Linked DNA regions of Homo sapiens: regions 2, 3 and 4 are each linked to region 1. A link is a loop called in an ENCODE intact Hi-C map of the cell type or tissue named here. Cell type or tissue: B cell. All regions are shown on one strand. Each heading gives the region's core, and the rest is flanking DNA. Links, peaks and the distances in the headings are about the cores only. Region 1 has its middle 60 kb from the start of LINC02604. Region 2 holds the start of SBDS (SBDS ribosome maturation factor). Region 3 overlaps LINC03006 (long intergenic non-protein coding RNA 3006). Region 4 has its middle 54 kb from the start of KCTD7.

The links. Peaks named below come from ENCODE experiments on the same cell type or tissue, not always from the same donor. Only the 100,000 strongest peaks of a DNase experiment are listed, where the experiment ranks them.
Region 2: a loop joins it to region 1, with 31 times the contacts of the local background. A loop is called at or near these places in 35 of 110 quality-filtered maps.
Region 3: it touches region 1 in a loop (8-fold over the local background); 3 of 110 quality-filtered maps call a loop at or near these places.
Region 4: a loop joins it to region 1, with 8 times the contacts of the local background. A loop is called at or near these places in 12 of 110 quality-filtered maps.

What each region holds. Positions count from the first base shown.
Region 1 is chr7:66,840,432-66,847,716 of GRCh38, reverse strand. It overlaps the pseudogene GTF2IRD1P1 and the pseudogene GTF2IP23. Among named protein-coding and RNA genes, the nearest start is that of LINC02604, 60 kb to the left of the region's middle. RefSeq lists enhancers at 2,260-2,761, 2,828-2,947, 2,762-3,262 and a silencer at 3,128-3,237. In B cell, for the core only: a CTCF peak has its summit at 3,016; a DNase peak (open chromatin) is centred at 2,756; H3K4me3 peaks cover 1,983 bases; H3K27ac peaks cover 2,417 bases.
Region 2 is chr7:66,989,818-66,997,102 of GRCh38, reverse strand. SBDS (SBDS ribosome maturation factor) reads left to right here and starts at 1,517. Exons shown (of 5, transcript NM_016038.4): 1 at 1,517-1,813; 2 at 2,762-2,891; 3 at 3,686-3,886; 4 at 5,802-5,966. The coding sequence starts at 1,686. TYW1 (tRNA-yW synthesizing protein 1 homolog) reads right to left here and starts at 270. Exons shown (of 16, transcript NM_018264.4): 1 at 121-270. The coding sequence starts at 124. RefSeq lists a silencer at 400-519 and an enhancer at 2,084-2,133. In B cell, for the core only: CTCF peaks have their summits at 1,989 and 2,195 (motif pointing left); DNase peaks (open chromatin) are centred at 402, 1,462 and 2,122; H3K4me3 peaks cover 2,511 bases; H3K27ac peaks cover 2,073 bases.
Region 3 is chr7:65,747,384-65,754,668 of GRCh38, reverse strand. All of the region lies in intron 2 of LINC03006 (long intergenic non-protein coding RNA 3006), which reads left to right. It also overlaps the pseudogene CCT6P1. Among named protein-coding and RNA genes, the nearest start is that of SNORA22, 4.5 kb to the left of the region's middle. RefSeq lists enhancers at 3,353-3,422, 3,783-4,052, 4,083-4,192 and a silencer at 3,543-3,762. In B cell, for the core only: no CTCF peak of the experiment used is centred there; a DNase peak (open chromatin) is centred at 3,668; H3K4me3 peaks cover 2,090 bases; H3K27ac peaks cover 1,369 bases.
Region 4 is chr7:66,678,862-66,686,146 of GRCh38, reverse strand. It overlaps a transcript of RABGEF1 not described here. Among named protein-coding and RNA genes, the nearest start is that of KCTD7, 54 kb to the right of the region's middle. RefSeq lists a silencer at 3,938-4,187 and an enhancer at 3,456-4,195. In B cell, for the core only: no CTCF peak of the experiment used is centred there; DNase peaks (open chromatin) are centred at 4,086 and 6,106; H3K4me3 peaks cover 2,437 bases; H3K27ac peaks cover 3,381 bases.

The sequences.
Region 1 (7,285 bases), core at 1,134-6,133:
GCAGCCTAGCTGTAGTAGGCTGATGCCCCCAAGATGCCCACATCATAATCCCTGGAACCGGTGAACATGACCTTATATGGCAAAAGGGGCTTTGCAAGTATAATGAAGTTAAGAGTCTTTGGCCAGCTTGTCCCCACAGGGTTTATGTACTCACCTGGATCCTTATAAGAGCAGAGCAGGTGATGGAGAGCGGTGGGAGGTGTAGTGATGAAAGCAGGAAACGCGAGTCATTCGAGAAGGGCAGCACAAGCTGAGGAGTACAGGCCGCCTCCAGGGCCAGGAAACAGATTCTCCCGCAGAGCCTGGGAAGGCACTGACCCTGCTCCCACGTTGACTCAGTGGGACTGACTTTAGAATTCTGGCCTTCAGAAATGTAAAGGAATACCTCTGTGCTGTTTTAAGCCACTAAGTGTGTGGTAATTTATTGCGGCAGCAACGGGGAACTAGTATTGTAGTGAAGCCTCAATACCCACCTGAAGGGGCCAGGCGCAGTGGCTCACGCCTGTAATCCCAGCACTTTGGGAAGCCGAGGTGGGCAGATCACTTCAGATCAGGAGTTCCAGACCAGCCTGGCCAACATGGTGAAACCCCGTCTCTACAAAAATTAGACAGGTGTGGTGGCGCATGCCTGCAATCTCAGCTACTCAGGAAGCTGAGACATGGGAATCACTTAAACACGGCAGGGGGGCGGGGAGGGGGTGAAGGTTGCAGTGAGCTGAGATTGTGCCACTGCCCTCCAGCCTGGGTGACAGAGTGAGACTCCGTCTCAAAAAAAAAAAAAAAAAAAAAACCCACCTGAAGAAGGTTTCCAGTTCTGCCAGCAGTCCCCCACCCAACCCCCAGAAGCAGACATTCCTTTGCTGTGGGCCATGGACAGGCAGAAGGAAGTGCCTCCTCATGGCAGAGGCCTACCCAGGAGAAACCCAAGGTAAGGCACTGCCAGGCCAGCCCCTCTGCCAAAGCCATTTTCTTTTTTCTTTTTTTTGAGACACAGTTTCACTCTGTCTCCCAGGCTGGAGTACAGTGCCACGATCTTGGCTCACTTCAACCTCTACCTCTCCAGTTCAAACGATTCTCCTGCCTCAGCCTCCCGAATAGCAGGGATTATAGGAGCGTAGCATACCTAGCTAATTTTTTTAGTAGAGATAATGGTTTTGCCATGTTGCCCAGGCTGGACTTGAACTCCTGGCCTCAAGTGATCCACCTCTCTCAGCCTCCCAAAGTGCTGGGATTACAGGCGTGAGCCACCGCACCCAGCACTCGTCAAGGTCTTTGATGGCAGGTTTTTCCAGGTGATCAGTCCTTGTCTGGTCTGGCTCTGTCACACTCTCCCTCTCACCAAGTTCGAACCCCTAGCTAGTTTTCAGAGGAGGAGAGTGTGTACCCCAATCCCAGCTTGGTATGGTTCAGATCTGTATTTGGCTCAGGAAGCCTGGCTGCTCCCCAGGCCCTGGAGAAAAAAAGGGTCTCGCTGCAGGTATGATACAAGACGGGCCTGTCCCCAGGACCGTGTAAGAGGGAAGCCCAATGTGCCACCAGGTTGGCAGGGCTGGGGAAGGGAAAGTGTTATGGTAGCCCCAAGACTAAAAAGAGGCAGCAGAGGGAGCAGGACAGTGCTCCCATGGAACTCATGCCGCTGCCTGAGTGAGGTGAGGGAAGAGTGCACCCACTGACATCAGGGGGCAGAGAGGTGCGGTTCCAGCGCGGCTTTTCCTGCTTCTTGCCATGTTACTCTGATCCCCTCCAGGTGAGCCCGCCCATTTTGGGCCCAGGGTTGCCGCTGGGGCCTGTACCCAAATGCAGCCCCCCATGGCCATGGCCCCAGGAGTGCGGCAGAGCAGGGAGGAGTCCTGGAAAGAGGAGACGCAGGGGCAGGAAGGAATGGGCCTCAAACTCCAGGAGGGGGTCCTTCTCATGGGTCCTGCTTTCTGGCCTCTCCTCGCTTACCCCTGGGCTGATCCCCCTGGGAAGAACTGAGCCAAGGTTTCTCACTCTCAAATCCGAGGGATTCAATTACCGGGCCCTTAGGGAGGTGTCAGCCCCCTGAAACGATGCAAGGTGCCCGGCCTAATTTTTATATTTTTAGTAGACATGGGGTTTCACCATGTTGGCCAGGCTGGCCTCGAGTTCCTGACTTCAAGTGATGGCCTGCCTAGGGCACCGAAAATGTTGGCATTACAGGCGTGAGCAAACGCGCTCGGCCAGCTCTATTTATTTCAGCCTATACATTTTGCACTTGTTAAAAGTATTTGAACATACAATTCTGTTTTCTTTAAGCAGTCCCTCCCTGTTGCACACTTGGATAGTTTTTTTACTTTTTTAGACAGGGTTTACCTCAGTCTCGCAGGCTGGAGTGCTGTGATGGGATCATAGCTCACTGCAGCCTTGAACTTTGGGGTTCAAGTATCTGGGAAGCTGAGGTGGGACTACAGAGATGGGGTCGCGCCACGTTGCCTAGGCTGCTCTTTAACTCCTGGCCTGAAGGGATCCTTTCACCTCGGCGCCCGGATATAGTTTTCTAGTTTTGACCCACAGAAACACCGTGCTGGGTCAGAGTTTGTCAACCACCCTTCTCCAGCCAGCAACACACAGAACATGGCGGGGAAGTCGCGGTTACCAGGCACCACTCTGAAGACAAAACAGCCCAGCTCCAGGCACTGTACCGTCACTCTGACGACGCGGAAGGCCTGGCGCTATTGCGTCGCCGAGGGCCCGCGCCTGTGACGTCAGCGAAGGCGCTCCCCAGTGACGACAGAGAGCCACGCCCCTCATGTGGAACCAATCGGAACTCGAGGAGCGGCTGCCGGGTCGTCCAGAAGCGCGCATGCGCAGACGCGTGGCCACAGCCGGCCGGTCAGTGTTCGCAGGCTCCGACCCGGCGGCCAACACCAGTAAGCTACAAGGAGGAGCTTTCCCACTGCCTGTGCTACTACTACCGGCGCGACTTCCCAGCCTGCAGCGTAGGGCGCAGCAAGGGCCTGACGCTGAGCGAGCAGGCGCTGCACACCAAGCGGTTGTCGCCTGGCGGGCACAAACAGAAGGTCGGGCAGAAGCTCCTTAATGGCCACTGCAAGCCGGCTAGCTCCGGCTGCAGCCGTTGCCGCACACTCGCCTCACCTGAGGCTGGGTACGTGCGCCCCCCAACACCTCCTCCAGCCAGGGACCGGGGACCCCGCAGCGTCCCCCGCCGCCCGGCGCCGCTCATCCTGGGCAGGCTCGGCTCCCTCTGAGGCTGCCCCGCTTTAGGGAGCTGAACCCCCCATCTTGACAGCTGATGGCCGTTGCAACAACATTAAAGCCTTTGGAACTTTGTAGCGGGGGTACAAGGGGCTAGGAAACGCAGAAAACATCTTTTTAAAAATATAAGCGATCGGGCCGGGCGCAGTGGTTCACGCCTGTAATCCAGCACTTTGGGAGGCCGAGGCGGGTGGATCACGAGGTCAGGAATTCAAGACCATCCTGGCTAGCATGGTGAAACCCCGTCTCTACCAAAAATACAAAAATTAGCCTGGCGTGGTAGCGGGCACCTGTAATACCAGCTACTTGGGAGACTGAGGCAGAGGCAGAGAATTGCTTGAACCCGGGAGGCGGAGGTTGCAGTGAGGCGAGATCGCGCCACTGCACTCCAGCCTGGGCGACAGAGAGAGAGACTCCGTCTAAAAAAAAAAAAAATTGGTATTCTGATGTATATTGCACAGTGTGTCAACCTCAAATAATCAACAGGGTCAGAATCTAAAGGGAGTTTATTCATGCAGAGTTTAAGGAGGGCCACCTGGGAAGCACAGATACCCAAGAGTGGAAGACAGTGTTCCAAGGCTTAGAAGTTTGGGATCACTTGCATAGACAAAGTTTAGGGAAGCTTAGCAGAATTTCAGCATCTCTCCGTTTAAGGCTTAATACATAGTTAAAACAATCTGATTGGTCCAGGTGGTCTTTCTTTCACTCTGTCACCCAGGCTGGAGTGCAGTAGTGCAATCGCAACTCATTACAGCCTCAGCCTCCCTGGCTCAAGCGATCCTCCCACCTGGGCATCCCTAGGAGCTGGGACTACAGGCGTGCACCAACACACCTGACTAATTTTTGTATTTTTTGTAGAGACAGGGTTTCACCACATTGCCCAGGCCAGTCTCAAATTCCTGGGCATAAGCAGTCCTCTCACTTCGGCCTCCCAAAGTACTGGGATTACAGGCATGAGCGACTGCACCCAGACGAGGTGGTCTTTTTTCCGGGAAAGGTGTATTTTACCTTCTACACTGAAGATGTAAGTCATGGGGTCTTTTGTGCCATCTGGTGTGAGTTAGGTACAGAACAATAAAGGAGGCAGTTAATCTGTAACAAAGATAAGTGATTGTAAGGAGAGGACGACTAGTCTCTGGTCTCTCATAGTCATTTGCAGAATGAAAATAATAAGGAAGGAATAAATTATAATTTAAGAAGCAGAAGTTACAAACATGCTATGTGACTCGGTCAGGGTGTAACTTCCCTCTTGGCATGATAAATTTATAGAGGGTCCTGATACTTTTTTTTCTTTTATACTTGCTAGATTCTCTGCACTGTTGATCCCACAACAATTCTTCCAGGTAGATGCTGCTATCCACTTTTTTGTTGTTTGTTTTCGAGACAGATTCTTGCTCTGTCATCCAGGCTGGAGTGCAGTGGCGTGATCATGGCTCACTGCAACCTCTGCCTCCTGGGTTCAAGCAATTCTCCAACCTCAGCCTCCCCAGTAGCTGGGATTACAGGTGCCCACTACCACACCCAGCTAATTTTTGTGTTTTTACTAGAGACCAGGTTTCACTTTGTTGACCAGGCTGGTCTTGAACTCCTGACCTCAGATGATCCACCCGACTCGGCCTCCCAAAGTGCTGGGATTACAGGCATGAGCCACTGTGCCCCGCCCACATTTTAGAAAACGGATTCTAAGGCACAGAGAGTTCAAGTACCTTTCCAAAGATGACACAGCTCCTAAAGTGCTAGGATTACAGGCATGAGCCACTGCTCCCAGCCTTTTAAACTCAATTTGAATTATAAATGTGATCACTATAGAAAATATGTGTATTATTTATCTGCTGCTATGTAACAAATTACTCCAGACCTAGTGGCTTAAAATAAATACTTAGGGCCAGGCACAGTGGCTCATACCTGTAATCCCAACACTTTGGGAGGCCGAGGTGGGCAGATCACTTGAGTCCAGCAGTTTAAGATCAGCCTGGGCAACATAGTGAGACTCCATCTCTACAGAAAATGCAAACATTAGAGGATTTTGCATGTGTGTGCTTTTTCTGTTTACACATGTATGATATGAAACAGTTAAATGATAGAGAACTGTGTAACACATGGAGCAGGTGCAGTGGCTCATGTCTGTAATCCTAGCACTTTGGGAGGCCAATGTGGGAGGATCACTCGAGCCCAGGAATTCGAGACCAGCTTGGGCAACATGGCGAAACCCTTTCTCTACAAAAAATTTTAAAAAGTAGCCAGCCGTGGTGGTGCACGCCTCTAGTTCCAGCTACTGAGGAGACTGAGGCAGGTGGATCGCTTGATCCCAGGAGTTTACAACCAGCCTGGGCAGCATAGCAAGACCCCATCTCTACAAAAAATAAAACAATTAACTGGATTTGGTGGTATATACCTGTAGTCCCAGCTATTCGGGAGAATTGCTTGAGCCCAAGAGGTTGAGGCTGCAGTGGGCTGTGATTGCACCACTGCACTGGGCAACAGAGCAAGACCCTGTCTCTTAAAACAAAACATACCAAAAACTATGTAACACATGAAGGAAAGCTGCAATCACATCTTCCTCAGGCAACCACTAGTATTCCTAGTATCTACCCTTTGTATGTTTTTTTCTATGTGCTAACTCATGTGATGACTATTTTAAACAAATTGTCCTGTGTTCTCACCTGGATTTTTTTTGTTTGTTTTTTTGAGACGGAATCTCACCCTGTTGCCCAGGCTGGAGTGCAGTAGCACAACTTCGCTCCAACCTCCACCTACCAGGTTCAGCCGATTCCGTATGTGAAAACACTGATTTACAAAGCCAAAATATATCTTAGTTTTATTTCCTGTATGCCCTCAATGAGGTCGTCTCTATTTTTTTTTTTTTTTTAACAGAGACCAAGGTCTCACTATGTTGTTCAGATTGGTCTTGAACTCCTGGCCTCAAGTGATCCTCCTGCCTTGGCCTCCCAAAAGGCTGGGATAACAGGGCTGAGCCACTGCGCCTGGCTGAGGTTCTCATTAAATGAAAATAAAGGCCAGGTGCAGTGGCTTATACCTGTAATCCCAGCCCTTTGGGAGTCTGAGGTGGGTGGATCACCTGAGTTCAGGAGTTTGAGACCAGCCTGACCAACATGGTGAAACACCGTCTCTACTAAAAATACAAAAAATTAGCTGGGCGTGGTGGCAGGCACCTGTAATCCCAGCTACTCGGGAGGCTGAGGCAGGAGAATCGCTTGAACCCAGGAGGCAGAGGTTGCAGTGAGCTGAGATTGTGCCACTGCACTACAGCCTGGGTGGGTGACAGAGCGAGACTCTGTCTCAAAATAAATACACGCCCACACGAGGCTGGGCTTGGTGGCTCATTCCTGTAATCCCAGCACTTTGGGAAGGTGAGGTGGGTGGATCTCTTGACCCCTGGAGTTTGAGACCAGCCTGGGCAACATAGTGAGACCCTTGTCTATACAAAACATAAAAAGTTAGCTGGGCATGGTGGCTGGTACCTGTGGTCCCAGCTACTCAGGAGGCTGAGGTGGGAGGATTGCTTGAGCCTGGGAGGTCAAGGCTGCAGTGAGCTATGATCGCACCACTGCACTCCAGCCTGGACAACAGATTAAGACCTTGTCTCAAAAATACAAACGTGGCCAGGCACGATGGCTCACGCCTGTAATCCCAACACTTTGGGAGGCTGAGGCACGCAGATCACCTGAGGTCAGGAGTTTGAAACCAACCTGGCCAACATGACGAAAGCCCGTCTCTACTAAAAATACAAAAATAATTAGCCGGGTATGGTGGCATATGCCTGCAGTCCCAGCCACTCAGGAGGTTGAGGCAGGAGAATCGCTTGAACCCCGGAGCAGAGGTTGCATTGAGCCAAGATTGTGCCACACACACACAAAAAAACATGAATGCATATATATATACACTTACATGCGTAAACACATACCAACACCAGGTTCGATGCCTGTCCCGAGTGCCCACCAGACCTTGCCCCCAGCAGTCAGCTTGGTTACCATCCACCAACACCCCCCAAGCATGTGTTCTGACCTCTTAGGGGCAGAGGTGGGCT
Region 2 (7,285 bases), core at 1-5,000, 150 kb before region 1:
GTCAAGTGCAACAGTCTCCGAAGGAAAGGGACCGAGGACGCCACTCCGCCCGGAGAGGGTCTCAGTAAAACGTTTACCTCCCCTGCCGCCCCAGGGTCCTTGCCCGCCGAGTGCCCTTACCCATCCTCCTCAGAGCCGACAGGAGACTAGGATCTCGGACCTGGATAGCCCGATGATTCGCACTGGTACCGCGAGACGCACCGAGCTACCTCGCCGCGTTAGCGGCGTACCGAGTGCCTGCAGACCTGTGGGCAGCCATGACACTGCCAGGCCGGTCCTGATTGGTTCAGAGGACGAAGAGGTGGGCCCAGAGGAAAGCCCAGAGCTCCGGGAAAGGAAGCCAGTGCCCGGTGCGCTCTCGGCCCTGCTCCGATTGGCTCAGAGGGGAAAGGGGGCGTGCCCAGAAATAAGCACCTCCCAGAGTTCCAGGCGATGAAGGCGGAGCGCTTCCGCCTCCATTTGGATTGGCTCAGACTGGGAAAAGGCGGGCCCAGAGAGAAATGATTGGCATGGGAAAATTAAAAGAGGAAAGGAGCGGGGAGCGGGGGAAATGCTATGTGGGCCTGTTTGGATCTTAACTGAAATAAACCGACTGTAGAAAGGCATTATTTTTGGGAAACCCGAGGATGGACTCGCTATTAGATGATATTAAGGAATTGTAGTTAATCTCGTCGCGTGTATCTGTTAAGGGCTATAGGCTGAAGTATTTAATGCTGAAACCATATGATGGTTTCTTTAAAATACCCCCAACCGGCCGGGCGCTGTGACTCAAACCTGTAATCCCAGCACTTGGGAAGCCGAAGCGGGAGGATCGCTTGAGCCCAGGAGTTCGAGACCAGCCTGAGCAACATAGTGAGACCTCGTCTGTACAAAAAATTTTTTTTAATTATTTATTTAATTAAATTAGCTTGGCGTGGCCGCTCACACCTGTAGTCCCAGCTACTTGGGAAGCTAACGCTGGAAGATCGCTCGAACCCAGGAGGTCGAAGCTGCAGTGGGGCCATGACCCTGCCACTGCACTCCAGCCTGGGTGACAGAGTGAGACTGACTTAAAAAAAAAACTGTAAATAAAAAAGCAACAAAAAAATGAAAAAAGAATAAAACAAGGATGGCAAAATGTTGATAGCGGGGTGATGGGTACATAGAAGGTTCATTACACTTTTTTGTCTACATTTTATGTTAAAATATTTCTATTATAAAAGGGTGAGTAAATAAAAATATTTATTATAAAATAATTCTATTATAAAAAATATTTATATTATAAAGTGGGTCTGGCCCTTGAATTCCGCGGAACGAGGTGGTGCCAACGCTGTGTTTTAACCCGGTCACTAAACATCCGCGAGCATCCTGTCAGAGCTCTCAGCTCATTGGCGAAAGTAAATACGCCAAGGAAAAGCACCTCCCTTTTTGGGCGTGGAAAGATGGCGTAAAAAGCCACAATACGCAGGCGTCATCGCTCACTTTTCCCCTCCCGGCTTCTGCTCCACCTGACGCCTGCGCAGTAAGTAAGCCTGCCAGACACACTGTGACGGCTGCCTGAAGCTAGTGAGTCGCGGCGCCGCGCACTGGTGGTTGGGTCAGTGCCGCGCGCCGATCGGTCGTTACCGCGAGGCGCTGGTGGCCTTCAGGCTGGACGGCGCGGGTCAGCCCTGGTTCGCCGGCTTCTGGGTCTTTGAACAGCCGCGATGTCGATCTTCACCCCCACCAACCAGATCCGCCTAACCAATGTGGCCGTGGTACGGATGAAGCGTGCCGGGAAGCGCTTCGAAATCGCCTGCTACAAAAACAAGGTCGTCGGCTGGCGGAGCGGCGTGTGAGTAGCCCCCTCCCTCGGGCCTGGGCCTGGGCCTGAGCCGTCACCTCCGAGGCGGCCTGTCTCTGCCCAAGTCGAGTGAATGGGCCAGGCTGGGGTGTTGGCCGGGGAGGAAATGGAACATTCCTGCTGTGAGCATGAGACGTCGCTGTCCGAGCTTGGCGCCTAAGCCAAGGGTTTCTTCTTTATTTGGTTGGTTCGGATTGGGTTGTTGGTTTGGGGTTTTGTTTTGTTGGTGTCATAAAAGCTGCAGCCAAGAAATCTCGTAATTGTGGTCCTTTTCCTAGAATAATGATGGCTGAGAACCTAGTCTTACGAATACTGTCATAGTTGTGGGTACATCTGGTGTCATAGATCTCAGTAGCCCTAGCAGTTTAAAGTGCGTAGTGTCTTCACTGCTGCCATCTAGGGACTGGCATTCCGTGGCAGCAGCTGTCTGCACCCCACCCCACCCTTGTGTTTCTTACGTCCTCCCATGACATTTTTCTCCAGTGAGCAAATGGTAAGGCAAATACGGTTCTGAGTTTTGAAAATGTTCCCTCAGGCCGATGCGGGCAGTTCACTTGAGGCCAGGAGTTCGAGGCCAGCCTGGCCAACATGAAACCCCATCTCTACTAAAAATACAAAGTTAGCCGGGTGTGGTGGCGCATGCCTGTAATCCCAGTTACTCAGGAGGCTGAGGCGGGAGAATCACTTGAACCCGGGAGGCTGAGGTTACAGTGACCCGAGATCGCGCCATTGCACTCCAGCCTGGGCAAAAACAGTGAAATTCCATCTAGGGGCGGGGGTTGGGGGGTAAGAAAAAGAAAACTGCCCTCTACACTAAAGGTCATCAGGGGGATTTGTTGTGTCTTGCCGTTCATGTTGTTGCCATCTCGTATTTAAATGTAAATGCATGTCCAAGTTTCAAGTATATTCACATAGGACTTTCTCTCCTGCCCTCACAAGGGAAAAAGACCTCGATGAAGTTCTGCAGACCCACTCAGTGTTTGTAAATGTTTCTAAAGGTCAGGTTGCCAAAAAGGAAGATCTCATCAGTGCGTTTGGAACAGATGACCAAACTGAAATCTGTAAGCAGGTGGGTAACAGCTGCAGCATAGCTAACCCTAATAACCATTTATAACGTATTTGTAGATATATTAAACATTAAAGGCTGTTTTTCTGGAGGAAAGACTAACCAAGCAATAATGTGAACTGCACAGTGTCACTTCTAATAATAAAGAACTTGGTGGTTTTGTTTGTTTTTTGTGGTTTTTTTTTTTTTTTTTTTGCCAAAACCTCCTGAAATCAGATTTTCTACTAAATTACCTCATTTTTCTATAAATTGCCCCATTTATAGAATGTGGTATACCTGAAAACTGAATTTGTTTTCAAGTATTTCATCTTTCAGATCCTTTTTTTTTTGGGTGGGGGGACAGAGTCTTGCTCTGTTGCCCAGGCTGGAGTGCAGTGCACTTCACTGCACTCAGCTCACTGCAACCTCTGCCTCCTGGATTCAAGCGATTCTCTTGCCTCAGCTTCCAGGGTAGCTGGGATTACAGGTGCCCACCACCCTGCCTGGCTAATTTTTGGATTTTTAGTAGAGATGGGGTTTCACCATGTTGGCCAGGTTGGTCTCAAACTCCTGACCTTGGGTGATATGCCCGCCTTAGCCACCCAAAGTGCTGGGATTACAGATGTGAGCCACTGAGCCCAGCCAAAAGATTCTTGCATCTTTTGGGCAAAGCTCAAACCATTACTTACATATTGATAGCTGGAGAGGATGAAATTTAATTTTCTCTCCATCCAGTTACTCATTTTTTATGGTTAGTTAATAAATAGTGTGTGATAGAGAAAGATAGTGATTTCTTAAATGTGTTGGCATTTTTTTAGATTTTGACTAAAGGAGAAGTTCAAGTATCAGATAAAGAAAGACACACACAACTGGAGCAGATGTTTAGGGACATTGCAACTATTGTGGCAGACAAATGTGTGAATCCTGAAACAAAGAGACCATACACCGTGATCCTTATTGAGAGAGCCATGAAGGACATCCACTATTCGGTGAAAACCAACAAGAGTACAAAACAGCAGGTGAGTGGTTTCTCATGTCATCAAAATATAGCCATGGAAATCAGTTTTCTCTGAAGAAATCATTAAAATAATGGGTCTGGGGCCAGGCACAATGGTTCATGCCTGTAATCCTAGCACTTTGGGAGCCAAGATGGGAGGATTGCTTGAGGCCTGGAAACAGCCTGGGAAACATAGGGACGCCCCATCTCTAAATTTTTTTTTTTTTTTTTTGAGACAGAGTCTTACTCTATTGCCCAGGCTGGAGTGCAGTAGTATGATCTCGGCTCACTACAATCTCCACCTCCCGCGTTCAAGCAAGTCTCCTGCCTCAGCCTCCTGAGTAGCTGGGATTATAGGCACGTGCCACCACACTCAGCTAATTTTGTATTTTTAGTAGAGTTGAGGTTTCACCATGTTGGCCAGGCTGGTCTTGAACTCCTGACCCTAGGTGATCCGTCCGCCTTGGCCTCCCAAAGTGCTGGGATTACAGGCATCAGCTACCGTACCCTACCTCTAAATTTTTTAATATAAAAAATTAAATTTAAAAAAATGGGTCTGCATGGAAGCAAGTGGGTAGAGGTTTGGGGAAGAGATGGAGGAAAAGGACGGGGTTGTAAAGATAGGTAATTTTTTTTTTTCAAGTAAACACAAATATGTATATAGGACTTTCTTCTTCCTATCCAAATCAAACTTTTAAAGACAAAACTTGAGTTTTTAAAGGGTCATTTTAACACTTCTTTTTGAATTTTTTAATTTATATATAATTCACATACCATAAATTTCACACTCATAAAGTATGTACACTTTAAGTGGTATATTAACAAAGTTTTGGAACCTTCCCTGCTACCTGGTTCGAGAACATTTTCATCACCACAAAAAGAAAGTCAGTATCCATTAGTAGCCATCCCCCATTTTCCCCCCACAGGCCCCTCCCAACCACTAATCTCCTCTCGTTATGGACTTCTCAATTCTGGACATTTCATATAAATGGAATCATACAATATGTGGCCTTTTCATGGTTCATACATGTTGTAACCTGCATCAGCATGTCATTTCTTTTTTATGCCGGAATAATAGCCCACTGTACGGAAAGAAACACATTTTGTTCATTCATCTATCAGTTGATAGACATTGGGTTGCTTTCACTTTTGAGCTATGATGAGCAATGCTGCTATAAAATTTCTTGTATGTTTCTGTGTAGACATATGTTTTCATTTCTGTATACCTGGTGACTACCAAACCTATTTCTAAAACAGCTGCACCATTTTACTTTACCACCATCAGTGTTTAAGAGTTCAGTTTCTCCACATCCTCAGTAATACTTGTCATTGTCTGCCTTTTTGATGATGGCCATCCTGGTGGTATCTTGTCGTGGTTTTGATTTGCATTTCCTTAATGATGATTTGAGCATATTTCCATGTGCTTATTGGTGCCTCGTCTGTCTTCTTTTGAGAAATCTCTGTTCAGGTTCTTTGCCCACCCCCCCCGCCCTCTTTTTGCAAACTCTGCCTCCCGGATTCAAGCAATTCTCCTGCCTCAGCCTCTTGAGTAGCTGGGATTACAGGCGTGCACTACCACACCCGGCTAATTTTTCTTTTTTTGTATTTTTAGTGGAGACGGGGTTTCACCATGTTGGCCAGGCTGGTCTCGAATTCCTGACCTTGTGATGCACCCGCCTCGGCCTCCCAAAGTGCTGGAATTACAGGCGTGAGCCACCACACCTGGCCTTCACTTTCTTCATAGTTTTTTGAAACACAAAAGCTTTTCTTCTTGATAAGTCCAATTTTTCTATTTTTTTTTTAACGGTCACTTATGTTCTTAATGTTATACCTAAGAAACCATTACCTAATCCAACTACATGGAAACTACTTTGTTTTTGAAAACCTTATGAAATAATATAGTAGAAGAAATTGCATTCTCGATTTTGTCTTGGTAGGCTTTGGAAGTGATAAAGCAGTTAAAAGAGAAAATGAAGATAGAACGTGCTCACATGAGGCTTCGGTTCATCCTTCCAGTCAATGAAGGCAAGAAGCTGAAAGAAAAGCTCAAGCCACTGATCAAGGTCATAGAAAGTGAAGATTATGGCCAACAGTTAGAAATCGTAAGAGTCAAATATTTTCTTTGCTTCATGTTACCTAAATATTGTATTCTCTAGTAATAAATTTGTAGCAAACATTTAGATGTTGTAAACGTCAGATATTTTCTTTTCTTTTTTTTTTTTGAGATGGAGTCTCGCTCTGTTGCCCAGGCTGGAGTGCAGTGGTGCTATCTCAGCTCACTGCAAGCTCCGCCTCCCGGGTACACGCCATTCTCCTGCCTCAGCCTCCTGTGTAGCTGGGACTACAGGCACCCGCCACCAAGCCTGGCTAATTTTTCGTATTTTTTAGTAGAGACGGAGTTTCACCGTGTTAGCCAGGACGGTCTTGATCTCCTGACCTCATGATCCACCTGCCTCAGCCTCCCAAAGTGCAGGGATTACAGGCGTGAGCCACCGCGCCCAGCCAGATATTTTCTTAAGACTAAAGGTTGGTCAGCCTTGTTTACCACAAATCCTTTTATTTTTTTCCCAGCATTTATTTTTGTCATATATTATGCGTAGTGTTTTAGATACATGATTTTAGCAAATTTAGCAACTATTTAAAATAAGCCACTTAAAAATTGCTATTTTAGTGGAAGATTGATAATTCCAATTACCTTAAAAATTTTGCAAAAATTAGTACAAAGCACACTATGGAAATTTACATTGAGTTTTCAGAGATAGCTCAATTGCATGCTTTACTCCAGTGCTGATCATAATCCTAAAAGACAATCCCAAATGCCACAATCCCAATGTTGAAATCATAAAAAAATCAAAATCTCTAAAGTCCAAAGCCTGAACTTCTAATATCTTGAAAATCACAGTTCCAAAAGATTGAATCCTGGCTGGGCGCGGTGGCTCATGCCTGTAATCCCAGCACTTTGGGAGGCCAAGGCAGGTGGATCACCTGAGGTCGGGAGTTCGAGACCAGTCTGACCAACATGGAGAAACCCTGTCTCTACTAAAAATACAAAATAGTCTGGCGTGGTGGCACATGCCTGTAATCCCAGCTACTCGGGAGGCTGAGGCAGGAGAATCACTTGAACCTGGAAGGCAGAGGTTGCGGTGAGCCAAGATTGCACCATTGCACTCCAGCCTGGGCAACAAGAGCGAAACTCCATCTCAAAAAAAAAAAAAAAAGATTGAATTCTGAATGATGAAATTCTGAAAGCTGAATTCTGGCAAAAGGATTAGCACTCTTTGAGTTGTATGCAGGATAGTCGCGTCTGGTTAATTGCATCATGTGAGGAAAAGCTAGGACCTTGTTATTGTCTTCATTTGAAAATTAAAAATGGTTTAAAGAGATGAGTCTGGGTGCCAAGTTGATAAGGGGTGGAATTGTG
Region 3 (7,285 bases), core at 1,019-6,018, 1.1 Mb after region 1:
TGCATACTTCAGAAATGTAGAGATCTGCCTGTTTCAGCAGCTCTCCAATGATTAGGACATTGGAAGTCGTACCATCACCAGTTATATCATCCTGGGCTGTTGCTACCTTTGCTATTAAGGAAGCTGTTGGGTGTTGAATTTGCTGAAAGTAGAAAAAGAACGAATCACTTAAAACAATATGAAACAGTCTAAAAATACCACAAATAAAATGCATGAAGGGCCTCTTTAAGTACTATCTACTTGAAAAAGCTACCCAAGTGTTTGGCTACAAATTACTAAGATTAAAAAGTCACAATTTGCTATCATGCGCATGCAATTATAATGATGGAAACATTTTCATGTGTAATTTATTTCCCAGGTTATCTCTACTTTACAGATGAGGAAGCTTGAGGCTCAGTGAAAGTTTACGCAAGATGACAGCTAACAGTTAACAGTAACGGATAATTTTACATCCTTGCCTCTTTAGGCAAGTGTAGGGCTCTACGAGAATAAGCCAGGTATCTCCTAAAATGAAAGCTCAGCAGCCTCCACTGTTACTCTGCAATGGCCAAGTAATTTAAAAGGAAAGGTCAGGTGCGTTAGCTCATGCCTGTAATCCCAGCACTTTGGGAGGCCACAGCAGATGGATCCCTTGAACTCAGGAATTCGAAACCAGCCTGGGCTACATGGCAAAATCCTATCTCTTAAAAAAAAAAAAAAGCGGAAAAAAATTGTATTTTAAAGGTAAAATGACATGTCTGCAGCTTACCTTCAAATGATTCAGAGGAAAAATAGAAAAGAAATGGAGCAACATGTAAACAATTGGTGAATCTAGGTAAAGGGCACACACAATATAATCATTATTTTCGTAGGTTTGTAATTTTTTCAAAGAAAACTGAAAAACAGACTTCTGGAGATTGGAGAGAAGTTCCAGTGGGAGGGGACTTCTGAGGTGGTAGCAACAATTTATTTCTTAACTACAATAGTGGTTGTGTGTGTCCACTTTATAATTATTTCCTAAATTGTAAATGTTCTACGTGCTTCTCTCTACTTATGCTGTATTTCTCACACACTAAAACCCAAATAAATTTTTTTTTTTTTTTGGTGACAGTCTCACTCTGTCACCTAGGCTGGAGAGTGCAGTGGCACAATCTTGGCTCACTGAAACCTCAGCCTCCCAGGTTCAAGCAATCGATTCTCCTGCCTCAGCCTCTGGAGTAGCTGGGACTACAGGCGTACAGAACCATGCCTGGCTAATTTTTGTATTTTCAGTAGAGACGGAGTTTCACCATGTTGGCCAGGGCTGATCGTGAACTCCTGGCCTCAAGTGATCCACCTACCTCGGCCTTCCAAAGTGCTGAGATTACAAGAATGAGCCACTGCACCCGGCCCCAAAACAATTCTGACGTCAAGTTTAACCGTGGCTCCACTTTTCTGCTAACACGAGCCACCACTGAACCCAGTAAAAACAAAAACACCTCCTAGATTAGCAAGTCTTTATTAAAGATATTTCATCTGGATGTTGATAGCATGGTATACTACTAGCAAAACCCTGATTATTCTGAACTCAAATCAGCAGGAAATCATTTCCCTTTCTTGGATTTGAACTGTTAAGTTTTGGGAATTTAGGGATGAGTAAAACGCATACTCCCTTCAATAATCTCATATTCTCCATCCCTAAGACTTTAAAAATGTTAAAGCAAAGAGATTTCTCTCCCCTCCAGTTGGAGATGGAGATGAGACATAACAGAGAAATTGCTGTTTTAAAAAGAGAAAAACCGGCCAGATGCTGTGGCTCACGCCTGGTAATCCCAGCACTTTGGGAGGCTGACTCAGGCGGATCACCTGAAGTCATGAGTTCAAGACCGGCCTGGCCAACATGGTGAAATACCATCTCTACAAAAAATACAAAAATTAGCTGGGCATGGTGGAGCAAGCCTGTAATCCCAGCTACTTGGGAGGCTGAGACAGGAGAATCACTTGAACCCAGGAGGCGGAGGTTGCAGTGAACCACTGGACTCCAGGCTGGGCGACAGAGTGAGATTCTGTCTTAAAAAAAAAAAAAAAAAAAACCCATAAAGAGAAAAACCATCCTCATGCATTTTGCCCATGTGATTGTGTCAACCACCCTTAATTTTTCAAATTTTATTATAATTAATGTACAATTACAGTCCTTTAGCCCAGACTGTGAATGGCAAAAAAGCAGGGATTCAAAGACAGGGCTGTCAGACTCCAGGCACAGTCAGTACTATTACTGTCACTGTTACATGTCACTTCTGAATGTTCTCCTACCTTGAGAATGGACATTGCAAATCTTTCTACAAAGCAAAAGTTCTACGGAAAATCAAGACATTTCTGACCTAGCAGAGCACCTCTCACCATTTCGTGAAGCAGCGCACTGTGCAGGACCGTGCCCGGCTAATTTTTGTATTTTTAGTAGAGACTGAGTTTCACCATGTTGGCCAGGGCTGATCGTCAACTCCTGTGTCTTTAGTAAGCTTGATGTCTCCAGCGCCAGAAACAAGACTGTTTAAGGGACAGAAATCAATCAAATTGTGACAAAAACGAAATTAAAACGAAAACTAAATTAAAAAGTCCCATTAGAAAATGGGCTTTTCCAGCCGGGTGCGGTGGCTCACGCCTGTAATCCCAGCACTTTGGGAGGCCGAGGCGGGTGGATCTCGAGGTCAGGATATCGAGACCATCCTGGCTAACACGGTGAAACCCCATCTCTACTAAAAATACAAAATAAATAAATAAATAAATAAATAAAGCAAGCTGGGCGTGGTGACGGGCGCCTGTAGTCCCAGCTACTCGTGAGACTGAGGCAGGAGAAAGACATGAACCCGGGAGGCGGAGCTTGCAGTGAGCCGAGATCGCGCCACTGCACTCTAGCCTGGGTGACAGAGCGAGACTCTGTCTCAAAAAAAAAAACAACAAAAAACCAAAACAAACAACAAAAAAGGACTTTTCCCAGATCTCAGGGAGCCAGGGATATGGAGCTAGTTATCAACGAAAACTAAATTAAAAAGTCCCATTAGAAAACGGGCTTTTCCCCGATCTTAGGGAGCCGAGAATATGGAGCTAGTTATCTCCCGCAGGCTGGAGGACAAGTGTAGTGCCCACCCCGTCCCCGCAGAGATTGTGCAGAGTCCTCAGGGTGTCTGGAAGCCCAAGAAGGCGGGGAACGCCGCACACTAGAGCCGCTTTTTTCTCCATGGAGACGGCATCGACGCAGGAAGAAATGGACGCAACGGTGGGGCTTAGCAGGGAACAGGACCGGCCCGGGAGGACGCGAGGAAGGGTGGCTGCGGAGCCCCGAGGCAGCGGGCTCCCATCTGCGGTCTTGGGCCCGCCAGGTGCGCAGCGGCGCGCGGTGCCCACCCAGCCCTCCCGCCAGCCCCACCTTACATCTTTATGGTCCCTTTGGGCCCCAGGTTGGTCCTCAGCACGTCCTGCAGACCCCGCGCCCCGCTAATGTTGAACGCCAGCGCCGCCTGCGCTCCGGCCACCTTGGCCTTGGGGTTCAGGGTCTTCGCCGCCGCCATAACTGCTCCAGAGGAAGAAAAGAAAGCGACGCGGCACGCGGAGAGCCCAGAGCAGGCGCGCCGTGGCCGGGATGCACTATCCGGATCTTCCGGAAAAGTCGGCGCGCCCAGCCCGCCCCTAGCGTGCCCGCGCCGCCGCTATTGGGCCACGGGCTGTCCGGCCCCCGCTCATTGGTCCGCGGCTGCACGGTGCCTGCAGTCCCACCCCTCGCCCAGCGGCCGCGACGCTATGGCGCACTGGAGTACCCTGTTCCTGGCAGTAAGTGCTTCTGGGTTCTGGCGTTGCTGCTCAGTGGGGCCCAAGTTTGCGGACCCGGGATCTCAGGATGCAGGCAGGGCTTATGCCCCGCGCCGGACAGGGCGTAGGGTGGGCCTCCTCCTGCCCCTACTCGCGCGGTTTGCTCCTCAGTCTCCTTCCCTTGCTGCTTTCACGACTTTCATTGGAGCTTTCTGGACCCTGTGCTTGACGGTGCTGTAGGTGCCGTGGGGACACACAGGCTAGTCTGATAAGCACCCTCCGCCGGAATCATGCGGTGCTGTAAGGACTAACGAAGATGAAGATAGAATGCAAGGTAGAAAGTGCTGGATGCCTTTAGAAAGCTGCAGGACTGGTGCGATGGGAGTTGAGTCATAACCTGTCCGTCATTAGGACTCAGGATGCTGCTGAGGCCCTAGGCTTCTATGGTAGATTTGAAAACTCACCCTTGTAGAGTGATGGTGTCCAGCCTTTGAGAGGACTCCCTTTTAAGGTAAATTTCCAAAGAGCTCCACAATTGTTTACAGTATCCGGTGCCCGCCAAATTCCAGGGATTCAGTTACACGTGATATTTTACTTCATTTTTTCTTTTTATAGACACACGGCCTCACCATGTTGCCCAGGGTGGTCTCAAATTCCTGAGCTCAAGTGATACTGCTGAGCTCAAGTGATCCTCCCGTCTCGGCCTCCCAAAGTGCTGGGATTACAGGCATGAGCCACCGTGCCCGGCCAGTATTTTATTTTTAATAGATAACGGAAATTGTTCTGAATTCAAAAGGCACCAAAGGGCATGTGGTGGAAATTAAATCTTCCTCCCGCCACTAGTTCAACACTAGAGACAAGCACAGTTACCCCGGATACTCGATGAATTTTCGGAATGCTTTCTGAATTTATAAACTTATATGTAAATATAATCATTTCCCCACACAAATGGCAATTCCTAATACACACTGTAGGGTGTGTTATACTTTAAATGTCTTGGAGAGTGTGCCATATCAAGACTAATGGGAAGTCCTCATTAACAGCTGCGTGATGTTCTTCGTAAGAATTACACAACTAGGAGCCGGGGCACGGTGGCTCACGACTGTAATCCCGACACTTTGGGAGGCCGAGGCAGGTGGATCACTTGTGCCTAGGAGTTCAAGACCAGCCTGGGCAATGTAGTGAGACCCCATCTATACAGAAAGTACAAAAATTAGCCGGGCGTGGTGGTGCATGCCCATGGTCCCAGCTACTCGAGAGGCTGAGGTGGGAGGATCGCCAGAATCTAGGAGGCGGAGGTTGCAGTCAGCTATGTCAGCTATGATATTGCCACTGCACTGCAGCCTGTCTCAAAAAGAATGATACAACTAACCAGTCACCTACTGACTGATGTTTAAGTTGTTCCCAATCTGCTATTCAGGCTGCAGTGAATATCGGTATATGATGCTTTTAGGAGGATTTGTGTATTTGAGAATCACAAAAACATCTATATATGTGACTAGAAGCACTGCACAATAGAAGACTAGTTATTAGTTCCATAGGCATTACATGGTGTGCATGCAGATTTATTATAACTGCTGTTAAAAATGTTATGAGGAGACCAGTCGTGGTGGCCCACACTTGTAATCCCAGCACTTGGGGAGGCCAAGGCCGGCGGATCACTTGAGGTCAGGAGGTCAAGATCATCCTGGCCAACATGGTGAAACCCTGTCTCTGTAAAAATACAAACATTAGCAAGACCAACAAGGTGAAACACTGTCTCTGTAAAAATACAAAAATTAGCCTGGCATGGTGGTGTGCATCTGTGATCCAAGCTACTCGGAGGCTGAGGCATGAGAATTGCATGAACTTGGGAAGGAGAGGTTGCAGTGAGCCAAGATCATGCCACTGCACTCTAGCCTGGGTGACAGAGCTAGACTGTGTCTCAAAAAAAAAAAAAAAAAGGCCGGGCCCAGTGGCTCACATCTGTAATCCCAGCACTTTGCGAGGCTGAGGCAGGCAGATGATTTGATTTGAGGTCAGGAGTTCAAGACCAGCCTGGCCAACATGGTGAAACCTCGTCTCTACCAAAAATATAAAAAGTTAGCTGGGTGTGGTGGCGCACGCCTGTAATCCCAGCTACTTGGGAGGCTGAGGCAGGAGAATCGTTTGAATTCTGGAGACAGAGGTTGCAGTGAGCCAAGATCATGTTTCTGCACTCCAGCCTGGGTGACAGAGCGAGACTCTTTCTCAAAAAAAAAAAAAAAAAAAAAAAAAAAAAAAAAAAAGCTGGGCATGGTGGTTCACACCTATAATCCCAGCACTTTGGGAGGCTGAGGTGGGTGGGTCACCTGAGGTCAGGAGTTCCAGACCAGCCTGGCCAACGTGGTGAAACCTGTCTCTACTGAAAATACAAAAATTAGCCAGGCATGGTGGCGGCCACCTGTAATCCCAGCTACTCAGGAGGCTGAGGCAGGAGAATCACTTGAGCCCGGGAGTTGGAGGTTGCAGTGAGCCAAGATCACGCCATTGCACTCCAGCCTGGGCGACAAGAGCGAGACTTGTTGCCAAGGTGACATAATGGAAGTATATTAAATACATAAATAGGAGTTATTGATAGGGGGAAAAACATTTTAAATAACATGTATAAGAAGTTCTCACTTTTGAAACATTCCCTATGGGTCTATACTGGGAGGGGAACATCACACACTGGGGCCTGTCAGGGGGTGGGGATCAAGGGGAGGGAGAGCATTAGGACAAATACCTAATGCAAGCGGGGTTTAAAACCTAGAGGATGGGTTGATGGGTGCAGCAAATCACCATGGCATGTGTATACCTATGTAACAAAACTGCATATTCTGCACATGTATCTCTGAACTTAAAGCAAAAAAAAAAAAAAAAAAAGCCTGGTGTGGTGGCGCACACCTGTAATCCCAGCTACTTAGGTGGCTGAGGCAGAATTGCTTGAACCCGGTAGGCAGAGGTTGCAGTGAGCCAAAATCGCAGCACTGCACTCCTAGCCTGGGCGACAGAGTGAGACCCTGTCTCAAAATTAAAAATAAAAAGAATTTGTAAAAAACAGTAAGAAGAATTGCCATACTCTACACACAGATCCCCCAAATGTAAACATCATATTTAACCCCAGAATAAGAAATTAACATTGACGCATGATCCAATCTATAGATGGCTTTCAAATTTTGCTAATTATATCATGATCTATCTCTGGCCCAGGAGTCTATTTATCCAGAATTACGCTTCGCATTTAGTTGTCATGTCCTTCAGTCTGAAACAGTTCTGCAGTTTTTCAGTCTTTAATGATCTTGGCATTGCTTTTAGTACTGGCCAGTTATTTTACAGAATGTCCCTTACTTTAGGGTTATTTGATATTTCCTTATTTTTTTTTTTTTTTTTTTTTTTTTGTTGAGACAGAGTCTTGCTCCGTCGCGCAACCTGGAGTGCAGTGGCACGATCTCGGCTCACTGCAAGCTCCACCTCCTCGGTTCATGCCATTCTCCTGCCTCAGCCTCCTGAGTAGCTGGGA
Region 4 (7,285 bases), core at 1,536-6,535, 160 kb after region 1:
ACCATGCCTGGCTAAGTTTTCTGTATTTTAGTAGAGACGGGGTTTCGCAGTCTTGATCCAGGCTGGTCTCTAACTCCTGGCCTTAAGTGATCTGCCCACCTCAGCTTCCCAAAGTGTTGGGATTACAGGCGTGAGCCACCGCACCTGGCCTATAATGCGGTAACTTCACTGATGGGCTAAGAAGCCACTTGGTACCATTTCTATTCTGAGTCACAGGTGTTAGGTTTACACAGGTATTTCCTACATTTGAGGGATAGGTCATCTCTGCTAGAGATGTTTGCTCTGCAGCCAATAAAACCCCACGTGCCAGAAATTAAACTCACACAGTCAAGACTGAAATTCTATGTCTCTAGCCAGAGACTGACATAGGTAAACAGAATCTTAGTTGTATATGTAGACATCACAATGAGTAAGTACTGGTAACATTTTGTTCACTGAAAACCAGCAACAAAAATCAAAGAAATCAATGAATTTATTCTTATCAAATCAGTTAAATACTCATTAAACACTTGTGTGCCCAACTGGGGTTGAGAATGCAAAAACAGAAATGAGTGCAGAATTCCTGTTTACAAATTAGCTGGGTCAGACATCCTTACAGAAAGAAACAACCAGGAAATGAGTATACATTCACTTCAAGAATCTTTTCTTTTTTTTTGTAGAGATGCAGTCTTGCTATGTTGCCCAGGCTGGTCTCCAACTCCTAGCCTCAAGTGATTCTCCCACCTTGGCCTCCGAAAGTGCTGGGATTACAGGCGTGAGCCAACATGCCTGGCCTCACTTCAAACATCTAAAGAGCAGAGAAGATTAAAATACAAGACAGAAGTAATTAGCTGGGCATGGTGGCGAGTGCCTATATTCCCAGGTACTCAGAAGGCTGAGGCAGGCGAATCACTTGAACCCAGGAGGTGGAGGTTGTAGTGGCCAAGATCAAACCACTGCACTCTAGCCCAGCGACAGAGCAAGACTCCATCTCAAAAAAAAAAAAAAAAAAAAGCAAATAATCCAGCACTATACTGAAAACATTTGTCCTTATCAGCTATATAGCAGCCTGTACGTAAGAGCTACATAAAATTCCATTTTAAGGCCGGGTGCAGTGGCTCATGTTTGTAATCCCAACACTTTGGGAGTCCAAGGCTAGAGAATCACTTGAGGCCAGGGGTTGGAGACCACCCTGGGAAACATATAGGGATTCCATCTCTACAAAAAAATTTAGGCCAGATACAGTGGCTCACGCCTGTAATCCCAACACTTTGGAAGGCCGAAGCGGGCAGACCACGAGGTCAGGAGATCGAGACCATCCTGGCTAACATGGTGAAACCCCCGTCCCTACTAAAAATACAAAAAATTAGCCAGGCATGGTGGCGGGTGCCTGCAGTCCCAGCTACTCGGGAGACTGAAGCAGGAGAATGGCATGAACCCTGGAGGCGGAGCTTGCAGTGAGCCAAGATCAGGCCACTGCACTCCAGCCTGGCTGACAGAGTGAGACTCAGTATCAAAAACAAACAAACAAAAAATTTAGCCAATCAGGCTAAATTACTAGGTGGGAAGCCTGTGTTCCCAGCTACTTGGGAGGCTGAGACAAGAGAATCACTTAAGCCTGGGTGGTAGAGGTTGCAGTTAGCTGTGTTCCTGCCATTGCATTCCAACCTGGACGACAGATAGAGACCTTTTCTTGTTTTTGTTTTGTTTTGTTTTGTTTTGTTTGAGACGAAGTCTTGCACTGTTGCCCAGGCTGGAGTGCACTGGTGCAACCTCGGTTCAGACAACCTCCGCCTCCTGGGTTCAAGTAATTCTCCTGCCTCAGCCTCCTGAGTAGCTAGGATTACAGGTAGGCGCCATCATGCCCATCTAATTTTTGTGTTTTTAGTAGAGACGGGGTTTCACCATGTTGGTCAGGCTGGTCTTGAACTCCTGACCTCGTGATCCAACCGCCTCGGCCTCCCAAAGTGCTGGGATTACAGGCATAAGCCACCGCAGCTAGCCAGGGAGACCCATTTTAACCACATAAGGACCCAGCTAAAAACCCTTCCCTGGTTCTGTCACCATCAGATTAAAGCCTAAGCTCCTGTATCTCTGTCCTGTACTTTTTCTCTTTAATAACCACCCTCCAGGCTCGGGAGCCGATGCCTGTAATTTCAGCACATTGGGACACTTGAGGCGGGAGAATGGCTTGAGTCCAGGAATTCAAGACCAGCGTGGGCAACGCAGCAAGACAACATCTTTACAAAATCTTTAAAAATCAGCTGGGTGTGGCGGCACCCATTTGCAGTCTCAGCTACTCGGGAGGTTGAGGTGGGAGGTTCACTTGAGCCCAGGCAGTTGAGACTTCAGTGACTCGTGATCGTGTCACTGTACTCCAGCCTGGGTGACAAAGTGAGACCCTCTCTCTCAATAAATAAATAAATAAATAAATAAATAAGCACCTCCTTGTAGTTACTGGCCTCCCCTCCTTTGGTTCCCCCCTCTCCCTCACTCCACCCTGTTAGTCTGAATGTTACTCATTCTTCAAGACACATGCAGAAAGTATTCCCCGATCCCTTCCAGGCTCCACACCCAACAGCATGGCCTAAATGCCCGGCTCCTTCCTCGGTGCTCCATCTTAGCTCACACTCCTTACCACACTGTTCTGAAAGTATCTTGACTGTCCCTTCTCCTCAACTGGCTAACTTCTAGAGAGCAGAAACTGACTGATTGGAAAGGTCATTAAATATTCATATCCTGAACATTTCTTAATCTTGAGGATATGAATCAGTAACTCTTAAAAGCAAAATGTTATTTATCATTAAATGTTAACAATATAATCACATCTTCTTGCATCTCTGGCAAGTTTCCTGGTACAACAATTTTAAGGAACAGACTAACAGCAGTTAAAGCCGCGCAATGGCTCACGTCTCTAATCCCAGCACTCTGGGAGGCCGAGGCGGGAGGATCGCTTAAGGCCAGGAGTTTGACACCTGCCTGGGTAACATTGTGAGATCCCATCTCGAAAAAAATAATAAGGAAAAACAAAGCAGTTTTAGATTTAGAGAGGGGAAAGTAGCTCTCCAAGCCAAAAACCAACTCCCAAGGTGCTCCGGTAAACTCGTCCTGGGAAAATTTCCTATTTAATCTCAAAGGCAAAACGAGCCCACGGACGCCCACGACACATTTCCCAACCACAAGGATTGGTCACTCGCGCTGAGACACCGCCAGCTGCCTATGACCTAGCCTCCAAAGCGGCAGAGTCCTTCCCTCTCTCTCCCTAAACTGCCGTGATGGGCATCCCCCGGCTCTCCTCCCAGACGGTTCGGAAATAGGGACTTCTGCTCCTAACCCCGGCCCCGCAGCCTCGCCCTCAGCCACGGGGTGGAAGTCAGGACCATAGGCTTCAAATCCCCTCCCAACTCCGGGACGCTTCTGTCCCCCCAGGGCGACGCGGGATCAAATCCCGGCGCCCTGCCGCGGCCGGGGGCTGTGGTCTGGGTCCGAGCGTCCCATCCCGGCGCGTTCCGGGGAGGTCCTGGGATGGGTCCCGCGCGACCACAGATGTTGCTTCGGAGCCAGCATCCTGGACGGGGAAGTGGGAGCCGGACCGAGGGGAGCCGCCGGACAGGGAGGCGGCCAGGAAGTGATCCAGGTCAGGCCGTCGGGGCACGGCCGGGCGCTGGAGATGCCGGCAACGAGCACGTTGGACGGAGAGGCCGCGCACTGTGAGGATTAAGGGAACCGAGGGCGGCCTGAAACGGGGCAGGCGGCGCTGACGGGGCCAGAATATGGGAAGAAGGACAGCGGGAGGCACCGACGCGCAACTGTCCCGGCCGCGCGGACGTCACGGACCAACAGCCCCGCCACCCCCGGCCCAAGATGCCCCGCCGCGCAGCTCTTAGCCCCAGTCCGTCCACTCCGTACCTCGCCCGCGTGTCCGCTGGCGTCCGAGCCGCAGCTCGCCCGCGTCTGCGCCGTGGTCCAGGTCACCGCTCGCCCACGTCGCTCGGCAGGTCTGGGTTCCCCAGTCCGCTCCAGCCTCACACACACCCCCTGCTTGCCCCGCCCCCCCGGCACCGCCAGCGCACGCCCGTAACGCACGGCGCGCAAACATCACTTCCGGGGCCTTTGGCTGATGACGGGAGGAAGTGCGAGCGGGATCCAAAGGCTTACACAGAGTAGGGTGCCGCTCTGACGCCCAAGAGCAAATAGAAGAGGGTAGCCTCCGCGCTAAAGCTGGGGCGCTGGGGAGCCCCGGAGAAACCAACGTTTCCTAGTCTGTGGCTCAGTCCCTACTTCCGGCTCCCGATGCGCAGCAGCGGGAGGGCGACGCCGGCACCGCGGCGACTCCTGGAGCCGAGGCCACGGTGGAAGCGCGAATGGGAGGTGGAGCGGAGCCACTGCGCCGAGGGACGCTTCAGAAACTCTGTTTCAGTCCTTCGCGGATCCTAGGATGTGACAGGTGTTCGAGTTAAAGGGTCTTAAGCCAATCGTTTGATCCAAAAGCAGCTGAATCTTTAGGAGGCCCAGGCAGGAGGATCGCTTGAGGCCAGGAGTTCGAGACCACCCTGGGCCACAGAGGGAGAGCCCCCATCTCTACAAAAGAAATTTTACAAATCAGCCGGGCATGATGGCGGGCACCTGTGGTCCCAACTACTGGGGAGGCTGAGGTGGGAGGATCGCTTGATAGCCCAGGAAGTTGAGGGTGCAGAGATCCCTCCACTGAACTCCAGCCCGGGTGACAGAGCAGAGCGAGACCCTGTCTCAAAAAGAAAAAAAAAAAAAAAAAGCGTAACTGAGACCCAGAAGTGAAATAATTAACCAGTGTCACAAAGTATGAATGGTTGAGTCACAAATTGGATACTGTTTACTTTCTTTATGTGATTCCCATGTAAGGAATATTAAAAACAGTAGCTACATGCTGATTGCTCTGAGTCCTGGATGCCATCTATGGTGAAAGGTGCAGTCACAGAAAGAAAGAAAAGAAAATACAATGCTGTGGCTCTTAGATAGACCTGGGTTGGAATCCCAGCTTTGCTAATTGTCGCTGTGGTGTTCTTGGACAGGTTGCCCAATTTTTCAGTCTTCTTTTTTTCTTTTTTGAGACAGTCGCGCTCTGTCACCCAGAGTGGAGTGCAGTGGTGTGATCTCGGCTCACTGCAAACTCCGCCTCCTAGGTTCAAGCGATTCTCCCACCTCAGCCTCTCGAGTAGCCGGAATTATAGGCGCCCGCCACCATGCCCAGCTAATTTTTTCGTATTTTTAGTCGAGACGGGGTTTCACCATGTTGGCCAGGCTGGTTTGGAATCGTGACCTCAAGTGATCCGCCCGCCTTGGCCTTCCAAAGTGCTAGGATTACAGGTGTGAGCCTCCGCACCCGGCTAATTTTTGTATTTTTACTAGAGACAGGGTTTCATCATATTGGCCAGTCTAGTCTAGTACTCCTGACCTCAAATCATCCACCTGCCTTGGTCTCCCAAAATGCTGGGATTACAGGCGTGAGCCACCGCGCCCGGCCCTAATTTCTGTTCTTGCTCATTATTGGTAAAGTGGAGATTAATTGATTCGTTTCTCAAATTCTTCCTAGGTGCCTAATGTGTGCTAGGCTGAGGGTACAACAGAGTATAAAACAAAAGTATGGCTGGGTGCGGTGGCTCACGCCTGTAATCCCAGCACTTTGGGAGGCAGAGGCGGGCGGATCACCTGAGGTCAGTAGTTAGAGACCAGCAGAACCAACAGAGAGAAACCCTGTCTCTACTAAAAATACAAAATTAGCTGGGCGTGGTGGCACATGCCTGTAATCCCAGCTACTTGGGAGGTTGAGGCAGGAGAATCACTTGAACCCAGGAAACAGGTTGCAGTGAGCCGAGATCACGACATTGCACTCCAGCTTGGGCAACAAGAGCGAAACTCTGTCTCAAAAAAAAAAAATGAGAAAACAAACACAAAGTACCTGTGCTGAGGAGGTGGAGGAGCCAATAAACAATAAATTTAAAGTAGTACATTACATGGTGATAATTGCTATTACCAAAAGACAATAATATTTACTTTAAAGATCTTAACTGACTTGTGATCATAGAATCAGGCAACACACCATTCTCTAAACCATTCTGTGAAACAGAATGAGTGTTTCCTCTTTTTTTGAGATATGGTCTCACTGTTGCCCAGGCTGGAGCACAGTATTGCAATCTCAGCACACTCCTGCCTCCAACTCCCTGGCTAAAGTGATCCTTTTGCCTCAGCCTCCCCAGTAGCTGGGATGGTAGGTGTGTGCCACCACACTCAGCTAGTTTTTGGGGTAGAGCTAGTTTTTTTTGTAGAGACAAGGTTTTGCCATGTCGCCCTGGCTGGTCTCGAAGTCCTGGACTCAAGCAATCTGCCAACCCTGGCCTCCCAAAGTGCTGGGATTACAGGCATGAGTTTAGGCCCCTGGCCCCACAATGAGCGTTCAATAAGCTGAGCAGAAGAGGTTGGTTTTAAAGACAGAAAAGGCCTGAGGAAAGCAGTAACAAAAAGTGGGTATCATTTCAAAGTTTCCTTGTGAAGGTTAAGACAAAGAGGACTGGCTGGGTGTGGTGGCTCACACCTGTAATCCCAGCACTTTGGGAGGCCGAGGCGGGCTGATCACCTGAGGTCAGGAGTTTGAGACCAGCCTGGGCAACCCCACCTCTGGTGGTGAAACCCCACCTCTACTAAAAATACAAACATTAGCCAGGCGTGGTGGCCTATACCTGTAGTCCCAGCTACTCTGGAGGCCAAAGTGGTAGGATCACATGAGCCTGGGGGGTTGAGGCTGCAGTGAGCCGTGATCATGCCACTGCACTCCAGCCTGGGTGACAGAGCAAGACCCTGTCTCAAAAAGAAAAAAAAACTGCAACCAAGAAGCTTGCAGCTTTAAAATAGACAGGAGTGGCCTCGTGAGGTGACCTGAATAAAAGATGAGGGAGCCAGCTGTGCTCCTATGCAAATATCTGGGCAAGAATGTTCCAGGCACCGAACAGATAGAGGGAAGACCCTTCTGACACCGCTAACCTGTTTAGCAGTAGCAGAGTGAATGAGGGGATGTAGAAGAGGTCAAAAGGCAAAGCAAAAGCCAAACCAACGTCAATATGGGAGGGAACTAGCAAGAGCACGGATGCTGGAAAGTCTGACTTACTGGGACATTAATGGAAACATCTATCACACATGACTTTATGATTCCACTGCTAATTTTGATGTTGGTTATTGGTTTAGAGGAGGGATTCTTTATCATGCCACGTGAGTACTTTCTTGTTTAACTCAGGAATGAAAACGTGGTTACCATCTTTACCTGTAATTCTGT